Regions from separate parts of the Homo sapiens genome. Here region 1 is linked to region 2. A link is a contact called in ENCODE Hi-C data. All regions are on one chromosome and are shown on one strand. Each heading gives the region's core, a stretch centred on a gene start or an enhancer-like site at or near the end of the contact. The rest is flanking DNA. Distances are from core to core; before and after follow the strand shown.

Evidence for each region. A loop is a pair of places that touch in the nucleus more often than their neighbours do. Pooled maps may share reads with other maps.
Region 1: a loop to region 2 is called in a pooled map, with 2.8 times the contacts of the local background. The contact joins two enhancer-like sites. A Hi-C loop is called at or near these places in 2 of 50 pooled maps.

The regions. Positions count from the first base shown.
Region 1 is chr1:16,203,154-16,210,269 of GRCh38, forward strand. ARHGEF19 (Rho guanine nucleotide exchange factor 19) reads right to left here. Exons shown (of 16, transcript NM_153213.5): 2 at 5,490-5,930; 3 at 4,791-5,072; 4 at 4,522-4,624; 5 at 4,369-4,445; 6 at 3,795-4,057; 7 at 3,027-3,187; 8 at 2,778-2,930; 9 at 2,385-2,514; 10 at 2,198-2,272; 11 at 1,934-2,023; 12 at 1,606-1,766. The coding sequence starts at 5,901. Among named protein-coding and RNA genes, the nearest start is that of ARHGEF19, 5.9 kb to the right of the region's middle. RefSeq lists silencers at 3,373-3,442, 3,643-4,092 and enhancers at 4,139-5,112, 5,113-6,085. Within about 2 kb of position 3,503, at least 39 of the 41 ENCODE cell types and tissues checked have a DNase peak (open chromatin) inside an H3K27ac peak, as active enhancers do.
Region 2 is chr1:15,882,648-15,889,404 of GRCh38, forward strand. The region is part of intron 3 of SPEN (spen family transcriptional repressor); the gene reads left to right. Among named protein-coding and RNA genes, the nearest start is that of SPEN-AS1, 38 kb to the left of the region's middle. Within about 2 kb of position 3,709, at least 38 of the 41 ENCODE cell types and tissues checked have a DNase peak (open chromatin) inside an H3K27ac peak, as active enhancers do.

The sequences.
Region 1 (7,116 bases), core at 2,253-4,752, 320 kb after region 2:
GGGCTCAGTAAGTACTTGTAGGCAGGATGGGTGGAGGGTGTTCCACAGACGTCAACTCATTCAACAAAACTCGGCATCAGAAAAAACTCAGCTTCTCCCACTCCAAGCCAGATCCCCTTTACTGTTCTCCATTCCAGTGAAAGACCCCACCAGTTTGCCCAAGAGGAAACTCAGACGTCATGCTCACCTCTTCCCTTTCCATCCCCCCTACACCCATCTGGTAGCTATGTCCTGTCTTTCCTCCTTATTGTCCCTTGAATCCACTTATCCTGAAGTACCCTGCCACTTCTGGAGCATCTACCCTCTCCTGAGCAACTGCAAGACCCTCTGGCCTCTCCCCTTCCAGTTCATCCTCCAAATTGGCCAGGAGCAAAATATCATCCCTCTGCTTAACTCTCCACGCTCCCTGCTGCCTCAGAAAAAGTCCAACCTCTCTATCATGACCTTCAACATCCCAACTTCCCTCTGCTGCCTTTCTCCTTTACAAATCCAGCCACATTAGGCTTCATGATTCCCAAACACACATTCCGCTCTTCTACCCTACCATGACTCTGCTGTACTCCTGCACTCAAACTACCTGTCTACCTGGAAAACTCCTACTCATCCTTCAAAACCCAGCTCAAATGTCCTGTCCTCTATGAAGCTTTATTGATTCTCACTCCACACCAGGAAATACCGCAGTACACCCTTATATCAAAACCCTGATGATATGGTTGTCAGAATGTATTTTCACTGTCTGAGAGCTTCTGTGAGCAGAAAACAAGTCTCATTCATATTTATGTCCCTAGCACTGGCCTGCTACAGAACAGAGATTCAGTGACTGTTTACTAAATGAACAAACAAATCAGGAATGAATTCTTCTTATAGCATAACATGTCCATCCTTTTTTGTTTTAAGAGATGGGGTCTCACTATGTTGCCCAGGCTAGTCTTGAACTCCTAGACTCAAGTGATCCTCCTACCTTGGCCTCCCAAAGTGCTGGGATTACAGGTGTGAGCCACCGTGCCCAGCCCACATGTCCATCCTTTATCCCATTCACCTTATCCAGGTAGTCTTCTACCTCACTCTTCCTAACAATCCCAGCTAATACTGAACAAGTGTTCACTGTGAGTCAGGCATGGTGCTGCCATCAGACAGAGCTGGCATCCTCCTGGCTCCCCCACCTACTAGCTCCATGATCTGAGAGTAACAGAGAAGCCTATTTCCCAGGGAGGTATTTGGAGGATTAAAGGGAATAATCCACGTAGCATGCCTTGCACAGAGTAGGTACTGAGTAAATGTTGGCTTCTGGCATAGCTGTGACTCAGGGCAGAGTTGGGACTCTAGGGCTATGCTCTTAGTCTCTGCTCTTACTGGCTGAAGCTCACAGCATCTCCAAGTCCTCGGCATACAGTCTAGCCCTTGATTCTCCCTTCTGGAACATGGACTTGTCTCACATCTCTGCCTTTGCTTCAGGAGCCTCCAAATCTCAGGGTGCCCTGGCAGCATACCCTGGCACAGGCAGGGACTCCCAGGCCCAGGGATGGACTGGTCATAAGCCCAGTGGTGGGGAGGAAGAGAGCCTGGCTCCACTTTACCTACCCACCCCTGACTGCCCCGACTCACTCCTTCCGCCGAGAGAGCAGCAAGCAGTCATTGAAGAGGTGGAGGTAGACTGCCTTGCTGGACAGCTTCAGCTTGGCAGGGGGTGCTGCAGGCAGTGGTGCCAGCTCTACCAACTCTCCATGCCGAACCAGCCAGCGGGCCTGAGAGATCAGCGGGAAAATCTAGAGGGATGGAGAAGGATGGGTCAGGCCCAGGGGCACCAGGCAGAGAGCACAAGATGGTAGATGGGAGGGTGTGGGCAGCGATTAACTGGCCTGAAGCCCCCAGGGCAAGGAAGAAACAAGAGCTGCCCCTTGGGGTCCCCATCCCGCTGGCTGCAGACACACACCTTGCCCTCAAAGTGGATCTTCTTGCTCAGGTGGATGAGTTCCTCTGTCCTCTTCATGGACTGTACACTAGCATTGCACTCCTGCACCAGCTGGGGGAGCCGTGGGGAGGTCACCTGCAGCCCCTCAGCTCCGGCTCCCAGAGCCCAGCCTCAGACTCTTGCCTGGGGACCGGAGACTCTGACAGCTGGGGGCTGTTTTAGAGACGTGCTGGGGGTCCAGGGGGGGCCTCAGGAGCCAAGCAGCCCCTGCCCTGCCCAGCTCACCTCCTTGAGCGCATTGAAGGCCTTGGTGGCCATGTCTTCGTCTTCAGAGCCCTGTGCTGTCCGCTTCAGGATGTTCTGGAAGGTGGGATCAGCACAATGAGGCAGTCCTCATACTCCCGAGACCCGGCCCGCCCACAGGTGTATCTCCCTCGCCCAGCCCTCACTGTGGCCTGTCCCCTCGAGGTACCTCCACCAACATCTTGAGGCGGGTGATCCTCTGGAAGGGCAGGATAAGGAAGGAGGTAAGGGGCAGACGCTGGCACACAGGAGACTCCTCCAGGCGAGCCAGGATGCCAGGGAACCTGGGGTTCTCCAGGCTGGAAAATGGGGAGGACTCTGGAATCACAGGTAGGCCTGAATTCCTGGGATCCACAACCCTGGCCATCCACGGGGTCCTCAGGGGGCTTCTCAGCACATCCTTACTGCCCTTTGGGGTTGCATCTCACCTTATCCTGGTCACAGAGACCTTTTCAGGGACCCCTCCCCTCCCAGAGTCACCTTACGTCACCCAGCCCTCAGTGCCTACACCTGCCTGAGACTCCCTCCACGCCCCCGCCCCTTTCAGAGCCCCCAGCCCTACAGCAGGCGCTGGTAGGTGCGCTCCTGGTAGGCCTGGTTGGTGACATAGGGCAGGTAGACTCTGCGGAAGGCCGGGCAGTGGTCCAGCACCACGTCGCACACGCTGAAGCGCAGCACATCTGCCTCCAGCCGCTGCTCCAGGTCCTGCAGGAACCTGAGGAGTCAGAGCCAGGATGGAGACCCCAGATCTGGGAGCTGGCCAACCACTGGCTCCGTCCCCACCCCGGGCCAGGCCAGACCACTTCTTCACCTCTCGCTGGTGCTCTTGACCTCGGGCAGTTTGGAAAACAGCCACTGCTTGTCCTGCGCCCCCAGACACTCGCTCAGCTCGGCAGAGCCTAAGAAGTGGCCCACAGCCACCGACAGGCTGTGGATGTAGGAGGCCTCGGAGGTGATCAGCTCAAACTTGGCCTGAGGGAGGGCACACACGGGGTCGAAAGGGCAGGACCAGTTCACCTCGGAGGCCCTGGCCTCACATCCCCAGACCCCAGGACGCCACACCTCGCGTCCTCGCCCCTTCTCTAGCCCCACTCCTAATCTGGCGCCGGGCGGGCCCGGCGACCCACGTCCCGCCGCGGGAAATTGTGCAAGCCTTTCCTGTCCTCGATCCCGCCCCTCTCCTAAGCCCCGCCCCGACGCGTTCTTCCCAGAGCCCCGCCCACCCCCCAGGTCCCGCCCCTGATCCTGGCCCCGCCTTGTTCCGCGCCCACCAGGCGTTTGCTCTTCCAATGGTTCCGCTCCTCATCCGGCCCTGTCCTATCCTAGGTTTCGTCCCGCTGGCTCCGCCCCCTACCCGCACCCAAGCCCGGCTCCCCTCGCCTCTCGCTCAGCGGCTTGCTGTCCTCGCTTCCAGACGGCCTCGTGTAGTCAGGTCCTAGAGCCAACCTTCCGCGCGGACAGTCGCGCCAGCAACCCCCTTTGTGTGTCCCCCTCCCTCTATGGCCCGGTTCCCGCTAAGTCCCCGGACCGCGTACTCCCCGGCCCGCCCCCGCCCCGCCGGGTCCCCGCGCGCGCCCACCTCCTGCAGCTTGCAGTCCCGCAGGCTCAGCGTGGCCAGGACGCCGCTGCCGCGTACGTCGGGGATATCCTGCCACAGCGAGAAGGTGGAGCCTCGCGCCGAGCGCTGCGCCCGGAAGGAGCTGCTGGGGGAGAGGTTGGCCCGCGGCGGCCCCGGCCCCTCCTCTGCGCCCTCGGCCTCGTCCCCCGGGCCCTCCTCCTCGCGCTGCTGCCGCCGCAGTTCGCGGGCGCTGGCCACGTCGCTGTATTCCTGATAGAGGACGGCTGGGGGAAAGACGGGCGGGGGAGAGCGTGGGGCGCCCGCCAGCCCCTGCCCGGCTTTTCCTCGGTTCCCTCAAGAGCCCGCGTCACTTAACCTTTGCCGCGGTTCGGATATCTGGACACAGTGAATTCATTCATTCATTCATTCATTCCATAAACAAATTGAGCACCTACTGAGTGCTAGATACCGACAGTTCCATTCTCCGTTTCTCACTCGATCCCTACCTCTCAACTCTCCAAACCCTCTTTTCCCCGTTTCCACACCGCAGCCCCTTCCTCCGTTACCTCCTCCCAGGGACCCCCCTCCCACGTACAGTTAAGGAGGAATCGAGACTGGCGCCGCTCGTTGGTGCTCCTGGACCCCAAAGGCGGCTCTTCCTGTGTGTCTAGCCTAGGAAAGAGAGAGCGTCACGGCCCTAGTTCGCCTGCACCCTGTCTCGGACCCAAGCCCAAACGGGAGGTGGTACCTGGGCTCGGACCAATCGCCCTCTCGTGAGTCACCAGGGGCTGGCCGCGACACCCGGTCCCCGCTCATCTCTACACTTCGAGCCTCCATTCCAGATGCTTTCCCTGGAGAGGGCGAGAACTGAGGGTGGGGGGTCCAGAGAGTGGGCCTGGGGCCTGGGCCCCGGCCCAGGCACCCTGACGGCCTCAGGCGGCCGGTGAGTGGGCATCGCCCACCCCCACCCCCACCCGGCATCTGGCTGCCCTCAGGGCCCATGGGAGGAGCTGGTACCTTCCCGGGCTGCTCCGGTGCCTGACCCAGAGATGAGTGCCCGGGCTGCTGAATTCCGCCCCAGGCGCAGAGAAGAGTGCAGCCGGGTCATCAGCTCCGATGCCGAGAAGCGCCTCCGCTCAGGACCTTCGAGGCTCACTCGGGTGGACCCAGACAACTCCACCCTGGGCTCCTCTGTGCTCAGGGCCTGCTCTTGCACTACCTGGCCAGGCTCTAGGAAGACAGCGTGGGCCTCGGGGCAGCCGGGGACCTCTTCACGCTGGTACACCCGCATCTTGCGCCCTAGGGTTGGGGGCAAGGAGTGAGAGCACGGGCTGGGGTCTCCCCCAACCTCCTCCCTGCTGCTGCCCCTGGCCCTGAGCACCTGGGGAGGTTCAGGCACCATGCCCAAGGGAAGGGCCTGTGTTTCTGCTAGCATCTGGTCCCCAGAGCCCTGGGGTCCACGAGAGGGGTAAGGAGAGCACAGGGCCTGGCTGCAGTAGACAGAGGGATCAGGCTGCCCAGAATGGTGACTCACTCACTGCATAACCTTGGACAAGTCACTTGCCTTCCCTGAGCCCCACTAGTTTCCTTATCACTAATCTACCACTTGTCCTGACTTTTGGGGGAACCTTGGGACATAAAGGTTAAGGAGCTGCCCAGCCCCTCCCCTATCCCCCTGCCATGGCACCCACACCCGCCTTCCCCAGGGTGACTCACAGGCAGACTTCTTCTCCGAGCCGTGGCTGGCCCGGCGCTGTGGCTGTGTGTGTCGGGGACTCCAGGGTCCCTCCAGAGCTGGGGGCTGGGCACCAGGACAGTGTGGCCAGCTGCCAGCCCTGCTGGGCCGCATCCCCCCGCTGGTGATCTCTGTATCTGAGCCTCCTGGGGATAATGGCCATAGCAACCCTTGGAGAGGGGCAGGGGTCCCCAGGGACCAGCGGCTGCCAGGAGCCCGAAGCTCCTCTGGGGCAACAGGGAAAAGGTCCAGACACACTGGGCTCGGGGGCTTCAGGGCGGGCAGCTCTGCAAAGGACAGACTCTCCTGCTGGCACACTGCTACAGGGTGGTGGGCAGTGCCAGGTGGCCCAGTCAGGTGGGGCTGGAGGGTAGCAGGTGGCCCACAGTCCATTCCTCTTTTGCTCTGCCACCCACCTGGCCCTGCAGAAGAGAAGATATCAGACCTAGACAGAGGACAGTGGGGCTGGCCAGTAAGCCACCACCCCTGGAGGCCTGGACAAACCCCTGTGTACACTTGTGTACACACATCTCCACAAACACACTCACATGTCTAATTATATAGAAATAGCTGATACTTGCTTGGCATTGCCTGAATGATAGGCCAAGTACTTTACACATACTATCTCATTTAATCCTCACAACAACGCTGTGAGTTGATGCTCTTATTATCCCCATTTTATAGGTGAGGAAACTGAGGCACAGAGAGGTTATTTGGTAAATGGTGGAGCCAGGATTCTAACCTGGCCGTTCTAGCTTTGAAATCGATGATTTTAACCACCTTGTACTTCTCTAAAACACACTGACATGTCACCAGACATGCAAATACATACATTGTCACACAAATCCATTTCCCAACATATACATCCACACTACATTTTCTCCCAAGTATAGAATGACATGTACACTTTCATAGATACAGACATTTCAAACTCAGGCTCACACAGTCACAGACACACACATTTTTACACAACCGCATACATTCACAGACAACTCCTCACAAACACGCTGACCCGTCCGATATTTACACAGGCACCCAAGATTTCTCACCCTCCTGTTCCCTTCACATGCACACAGACACACACCAGCCCACAGGTCCTTGCTCTGATGTTTCTCCCCCCATCTCCCCGACCCTTGCCCAGAGTTGCGGCCTTCAGTGCTGAGTGGTGCCCACACCCATGCCAAGTTGGCTGGGAGGGTCATGGACTGGCAGGCGGGCCACCACCCAGATCAGGCAGGGGCCTTCTCGAAGTTCAAAGAGGTGCCCCAGCACCCCCGGCTTGGAGTGAAAGAGGGGCTGTCCCCCACCCCAGCTTCCAGCCCCTGGGTGGGCCAGGCTGGATGGGTCCTTTCTGGGCAGGAAGTTATCCCTGGGGAGCCAGCCCTCCGATCGGGGCAGGCCTGATGATCTGAGAGGCCCAAGCCCCCACAGCTCTTGCCCTGTGGCCCTCTGCCAGCCTCCCTCCTGCAGCCCCTCACCTCTCTGGGCCCAGGCCCGCTGCTGATGCTGTTTGGCTGTTCCGGCAGGGGAAGCCCTCTCTCTGCCCAGCTGGCTGGGGGAGATCCCACCCAGACAAAGAGTTTGATTCATCAAACCCTGTGGTGAGGC
Region 2 (6,757 bases), core at 2,459-4,958:
AGACTCCATTTCAAAAAAAGAAAATTCTTATTTGCCATGAGCCGAGGAATGCACAGGTACTAACTAGATGGTGTGGACAGCTGACGCAAACTGGGCATATACAATGGGACACACCTGTACTAGGATGAAAGGCACAGCCTAGAGGGCTGGCAGGTGTTGGGTAATGCTCAAGTTTCAGAGTGATGGCAGAAGAGTAGGTTGGTAGGCCCTCATGGCTCTGCTTGGCAGCATCACAGGCCACAGCCCCCCTGGGGCTCTTGGTTCCCCCAGGGTCCAACCAAGTCTGAGTCATGGGGCTAGGATGAAGTTTCCCTTCCCTCCTCAGCAGGAAACCCCCTTCTTCCCAGAAGAGAGAGGGGAAAGGAGGCAATGGGTGACAGGGTCACTGCACCCACCAGAGATTGGAATTTTAGAGCAAGCTTTCTTCTTAAATAGATTTTAAAAATTAGAATGAGCTGATTTTTAAAAAATGTATTTCTCACATTTTCATTATATAGTTGTTACATTATTAAAATTTACTTTGCATTGTCATAAGCTAGAAGATATAAGGGAGAAGCTTGGGAACAGGAATGGGGGAAAGAAAGACACACACACAGTTCCTGGGCGGGGAAGCAGACATGTGAAACCCTTTGTGGTGTTTGCTTAAAGTAACAAGGAAAGCATATAGAAGAACTTCAAGTAACCAAACTTTTCAGCTCTTCTGCCATGTTAAGATATGGAAAGTCTTATGTCTCTCTCTTCTCCAGTGTGTTAGCTTTGCATTAGAACGATGTACTTTTTTTCTTTTTTTTTGAGACAGAGTCTTGTGTTGTTGCCCAGGCTAGAGTGCAGTGGTGTGATCTCGCCTCACTGCAACCTCCACCTCCCGGGTGGAGCAACTCTCACGCCTCAGCCTCCTGAGTAGCTGGGACTATAGGCATGCGCCACCACATCTGGCTAATTTTTTGGCTAAATGGATTACATGTGTGAGCCACTGTGCCCGGCCTAAAACAATTTACTTTTTAATTGAAAGGGAAATGAAAGTATTTCTTATTACTGATGGTATTCTTTGCACAACCTGTCTGTATATTTTTTTTTAATTACATATGCTGAGTAAAGTATATCAAAAGTTATCTATAACCCTATTACTTTTTTTCCTAATGTTAGACAATTTAAGATTCTTTTTTTTTTTTTTTTTTTTGAGACAGAGTCTTGTTCTGTCGCCCAGGCTGGAGTGCAGTGGTGTGATCTCGACTCACTGCAAGCTCCGCCTCCTGGGTTCACGCCATTTTCTTGCCTCAGCCTCCCGAGTAGCTGGGCCTACAGGCGCCCGCCACCCCGCCCGGATAATTTTTTGTATTTTTAGTAGAGATGGGGGTTTCATCATGTTAGCCAGGATGGTCTCGATCTCCTGACCTTGTGATCTGCCCGCTTTGGCCTCCCAAAGTGCTGGGATTACAGGCATGAGCCACAGCGCTCGGCTTGTTTTATGGGTTAACAGTAATTAGAATATTTAATGAATTCTGGATTTTAACAACAGATATAAGGTAATAAAAAGGAATATGACCCTTTTAACTTAAAAAAGCATGAAAGTCTGCAGTCTAATAAGAAGCATTTTTTTTCTGTAAAGACCAAATCTGCAAATCATGAACAATTTAGATATTATAGTTTCTTTCCTAGAGGGGGAATTTTACTCACATATCCTTTTGTCTTTTCTTGAGGAGATTTTGCAGTTAACTTATTTTAGTTAGGAGAAATTATTTTCTTCCAAGTTCAAGTAGAAAATTTTTCAAAAATGCTGTCATTTTTGTAGTCTTGTGAAAGAATGTGGATGAGGCTATAAAGGTGAGGAAAACCATTAAGAATGGTGGCATTGTATGTATCAAAGTGACAATGTACCTTCCATTTCTCTCTCTCTTTTTTTAAAAACAGGTATGTGCATTCAGGTGTCAATTGGGAGAAGGAATGCTAATTTTATTACCTGGCTGTACAGTTTCTTATGATACGTGGCATGTGCTGGGAACTGCCAGACATAGCAGCAGTTTTAAAATATATATGAAGTAAAAGTCAATTCCTTTCCTTTTCCTTTTCCTTTTGTTTTTCTTTTTCTTTCTTTTTTTTTTTTAAAGGCAGAGTCTTACTTCGTCACCGGGCTAGAGTGCAGTGGTGCAATCTAAACTGACTGCAACCTCTGCCTCCCAGGTTCAAGCGATTCTCCTGCCTTAGCCTCCCTAGTAGGTGGATTACAGGTTGTGCCACCAGCTAATTTTTGTATTTTTTAATAAAGATGGGTTTTCGCCATGTTGACCACCCAGGCTAGTTTCAAATTCCTGGCCTCAAGTGATCCACCTGCCTCCGCCTCCCAAAGTGCTGGGATTTCAGGCATGAGCCACTGAGCCTGGCCTAAAAGTCAGTGTTTTAAAGTATTAAACAAATTAATAATTAGTGATCATTTTTCGGTGATGATCATAGAAACAAATTTGTCTGATTTATTATCCAAAGTTACCTATAATAATGAATAGGCAAATAATTTCTGGATTCAGTGGTAGATATAATTTTGTTTTGTAGCTTTGTGATTCTTTATTTTTTTTTTGAGATGGAGTCTCGCTCTGTTGCCCAGGCATGAGCCACCACGCCCAGCCCATTCTTTGATTTTAATTAGTTTGTTCTGCTTCGTTATTACTTTTTTAGATCGTCTAGAGGTTTCAAAAGGGAGAATTTCTTGCTGAAAATTAGTGTTATGATTAAAACATATTCATTGCTTTGGACCTTTCCAACTGTTACATGAAGTTTCTTTTTAAGCATACAAGAGGAAGTGTACGTGGAGTTTCTATCTTGACGTTTATAATTATTCTTTGTGATGGACTCCTGTAAGAGCCAATTAATGGTTTTATTGACTGTGTATGATTAAGTATGCTCTTTCCTTAAAATATGTGTATCTAAATTCTTTAAAAAGTTACCTACTTGGAAGGGTTAGGGAAGAAAAAGAACAGCAGGCATATTAGTGTCTGTAATACTTGAGAAACATTAGGTCGTGCCTCATTTTGAGCGGCTCTCTTAAATACTTTACAAAAGAATAAGCATTTGCTTGTTCCCTGCTTAATGCTATTTTGGTACTGTTTAGCAGCATGGAATAAATGTTCAGCAGTGTGTGCTTTGGACAAGAAATACACCAAAAAAACCCTTTTTTTCCCATCAGTGGCAGACAAACTGCAGAGGTCACTGAAGAGCCCACAGTTTGGAAACACATTATTTTTTTTGGCTCCTGTATTGCTTGCATCGTTTGTTATTGTGCAATAAGCAACACACAACCTTCTGTTTTAGGGGGTCATATTAGCCAACCAAGCCTTTTTTGTGCTAAATATGGAAATGGAAGAGTACTTACTTAATTGTTCTGGTAGGCATAGCTCTCATAATGGATACCTGTAAATAGGTCTGTTTCCTTTCTGGATTTCCTTTTTTGGTCAAATACAGCATTTTAGTAAAGTTTTGTTTTTTTGTTTTTGTTTTAGATGTGTAGGTGTTGTCAGCTGCAGGGTCTTGTACAGAATAGGCATTCCATTTTGGAAACAAGTACTGGGCTGACCCATATTGCTGAAGTGGGAACCTTGCTTTTAGTTAGGATGCTCGACTGCAGAGGAATGAGAACCAGGTAGCCTTAGCTCTGGAAGCAGATGAGAAGCGCTCATCTGGGCAGCCCCTGCGTCTGAATATTGTGGGGGAAAATAGGAACTGTTGTTTGTGACTCGAACCAGCCTAAACTGGAACCATCCAGTTTGAGTTGGCTGCTTGCCACCTCCCGGAGGCTTCCTTGTTTTGCCAGAGTTTCTCCACAGCCCTCAGTCCAGGGGCGGGGCGCAGGGACCCGGCTGCTGCGTGGTGACTGGGCCAGGCGGTGGGAGGGGCAGGACGGCTGTGCCTTAGTGTTCCTGGAGAGGAGGATTTCAGATCTAGCCAGGGTGAACGCCCGACTGCAAGCTGGTACAAACTCTATTTTTAATACATCTTTCTGTTATTAACCCTTGCTTTAATGGTAACTTTTAGTCTTCTACCTTTTAGAAGCTACGGCTTCTGTAAAACTGCTTCTGCACTGCCAGTGCTTGGCCACATCACAACATGGTCAGCATTTGGTGACAAGGAGTTTATTACCAAAGTCCCCAGGAGCGTTGCTTTTAGTTAGGTTAGTCCATTTGAAATAAAGAACTGTCCCTCTCACCCCTTCTCATTCTTACCAATTAGGTTGTACTGAGGTTTTTTATTTTGGTTTCTTAGGTGGAAGGAATTAAAATAGGTTTTGGTGGCAAAGTTGTGACATGACATGATGTCTTGTGGGTTTTAATTTACTCTGGATGATTGATTGGTTGATTTTTGAGATAGGTTCTTGCTCTGTCGCCCAGGCTGGAGTGCAGTGGTAATTTGCACATTTGCAGCCTTGACTTCCTGGGCTCAAGCTATCATTGCACCTGAGCCTCCCAAGTAGCTGGGATTACAGCCACACACCACCACGCTGGGCTAATTTTTGTATTTTTTGTAGAGATGGAGTCTCACTGTGTTGTCCAGGCTGGTCTTGAACTCCTAGGCTCAAGCTATCCGCTTGCCTTTGCCTCCCAAAGTGCTGGGATTACAGGTGTGAGCTGTGCCTGGCCTGAATTTTTTTTTTTTTTTTTTTTTTGAGACGGAGTCTTGCTCTGTCACCCAGGCTGGAGTGCAGTGGCACGATCTCAGCTCACTGCAAGCTCCGCCTCCCGGGTTCACGCCATTGTCCTGCCTCAGTCTCCCGAGTAGCTTGGGACCACAAGCGCCCGCCACCACGCCCAGCTAATTTTTTGTATTTTTAGTAGAGACTGGGTTTCACCATGTTAGCCAGGATGGTCTCGATCTTCTGGTCTTGATCTCCTGACCTCATGATCTGCCTGCCTCAGCCTCCCAAAGTGCTGGGATTACAGGCGTGAGCCACTGTGCCTGGCCGAAAAAAATTTTTAATGTTGCTAAAAATCAGAAAGTCAAGCCTGGTCTGATGGTATGTTCCTGTAGCTTCTCTGGAAGTTGATGTGGGAGGCCTGGTGTTTGAGACATAGCAAGACCTCATCTCTTAAAAAAAAAAAAACAAGTCCTTCAGGTACGGTGGCTCACACCTGTAATCCCAGCAGTTTGGGAGGCTGAGGCGGGTGGATCACTTGAGGTCAGGAGTTCGAGACCAACCTGGCCAACATGGTGAAACCAGTCTCTACGAAAAAAATACAAAAATTAACTGGGCATGGTGGTATGGTGGACGCCTATAATCCCAGCTGCTCGGGAGGCGGAGGCAGGAGAATCGCTTGAGCCCTGGAGGCAGAGGTTGCAGTGAGCCAAGATTGCACCACTGCACTCCAGCTTGGGTGACCGAGGGACACTCCGTCTCAATAAAAACCCCAAAATTAAAAATAATAACAAGTAATTACGCAGATTAAAGTTTTAAATAACAAATTTTATTTTATTTTATTTATTTGTCTTTTTTTTTGAGACGGGGTCTCACTCTGTCACCCAGGCTGGAGTGCAGTGGTGCTGTCTCAGCTCACTGCAACCTCCACCTCCTGGGTTCAAGCGATTCTCTTGTCTCAGCCTCCTGAAAACAACAAATTTAAAAATAAAAACTGCCATGTCAAATTGTATTTGTTTGACTTGGAAGCAAACTATGTAAACTCTTTTTTTTTTTTAATTTTATTATTTTTTTTGAGGCAAGAGTCTTGCTCTGTTGCCCAGGCGGAAGTGCAGTAGCATGATCTCGGTTCACTGCAGCCTCCACCTCCCAGGTTCAAGTGGTTCTCCTGCCTTAGCCTCCCTAGTAGCTGGGATTACAGGCACACGTCACCACGCCTGGCTAATTTTTGTATTTTTAGTAGAGACAGGGTTTCGCCATATTGGTCAGGCTGGTCTCGAACTCCTGACCTCAGGTGATCCGCCCAGCTTTGCCTCCCAAAGTGCTGGGATTATAGGCATGAGCTACCACACCCAGCCAAAGTATGTAAACTCTTTTTTTTTTTGAGACAGTGTTTTGCTCTTGCTGCCCAGGCTGGAGTACAATGGCGCGATCTCGGCTCACCGCGACCTCCACCTTCTGGGTTCAAGTGATTCTCCTGCCTCAGTCTTCGGAATAGCTGGATTACAGACATGCGCCACCATGCCCAGCTAATTTTGTATTTTTAGTAGAGACAGGGTTTTGCCATGTTGGTTGGCTGGTCTTGAACTCCTGACCTTAGGTGATCCACCTGCCTCGGCCTCCCAAAGTGCTGGGATTACAGGCATGAACCACTGCGCCCGGCCAATCATTTTTACTTATGGTAAAACTTTACTCATTGCAGTTTAGGTGATCTTGTTCTTTCCTTATATCTCTTTTGGGGTGTTTGTACTTGGAAGTTCTCTATGGTCATTCTTAGAAGCCAAGGCACAAATTTACCTTGCCCCAAACAAGGAATCATGCGTGTCCAGAAATTAAGGAAAATGTAGGAATTCTCATTTTAAAATAAACATTAGCATTTTCTTTCTTTCTTTTCTTTTCTTTTTTTTTTTTTTTTGAGACGGGGTTTTTTGCTTTTATCACGCAGGCTGGAGTGCAATGGCTTGATTTCGCCTTGCTGCAACCTCCGCCTCCCAGGTTCAAGCAGTTCTCCTGCCTCAGCCTCCTGAGTAGCTGGGATTGCAGGCATGTGCCACCACGCCCAACTAATTTTAGTATTTTTAGTAGAGATGGGGTTTCACCATGTTGGTCAGACCGGTGTCAAACTCCTGACCTCCAGTG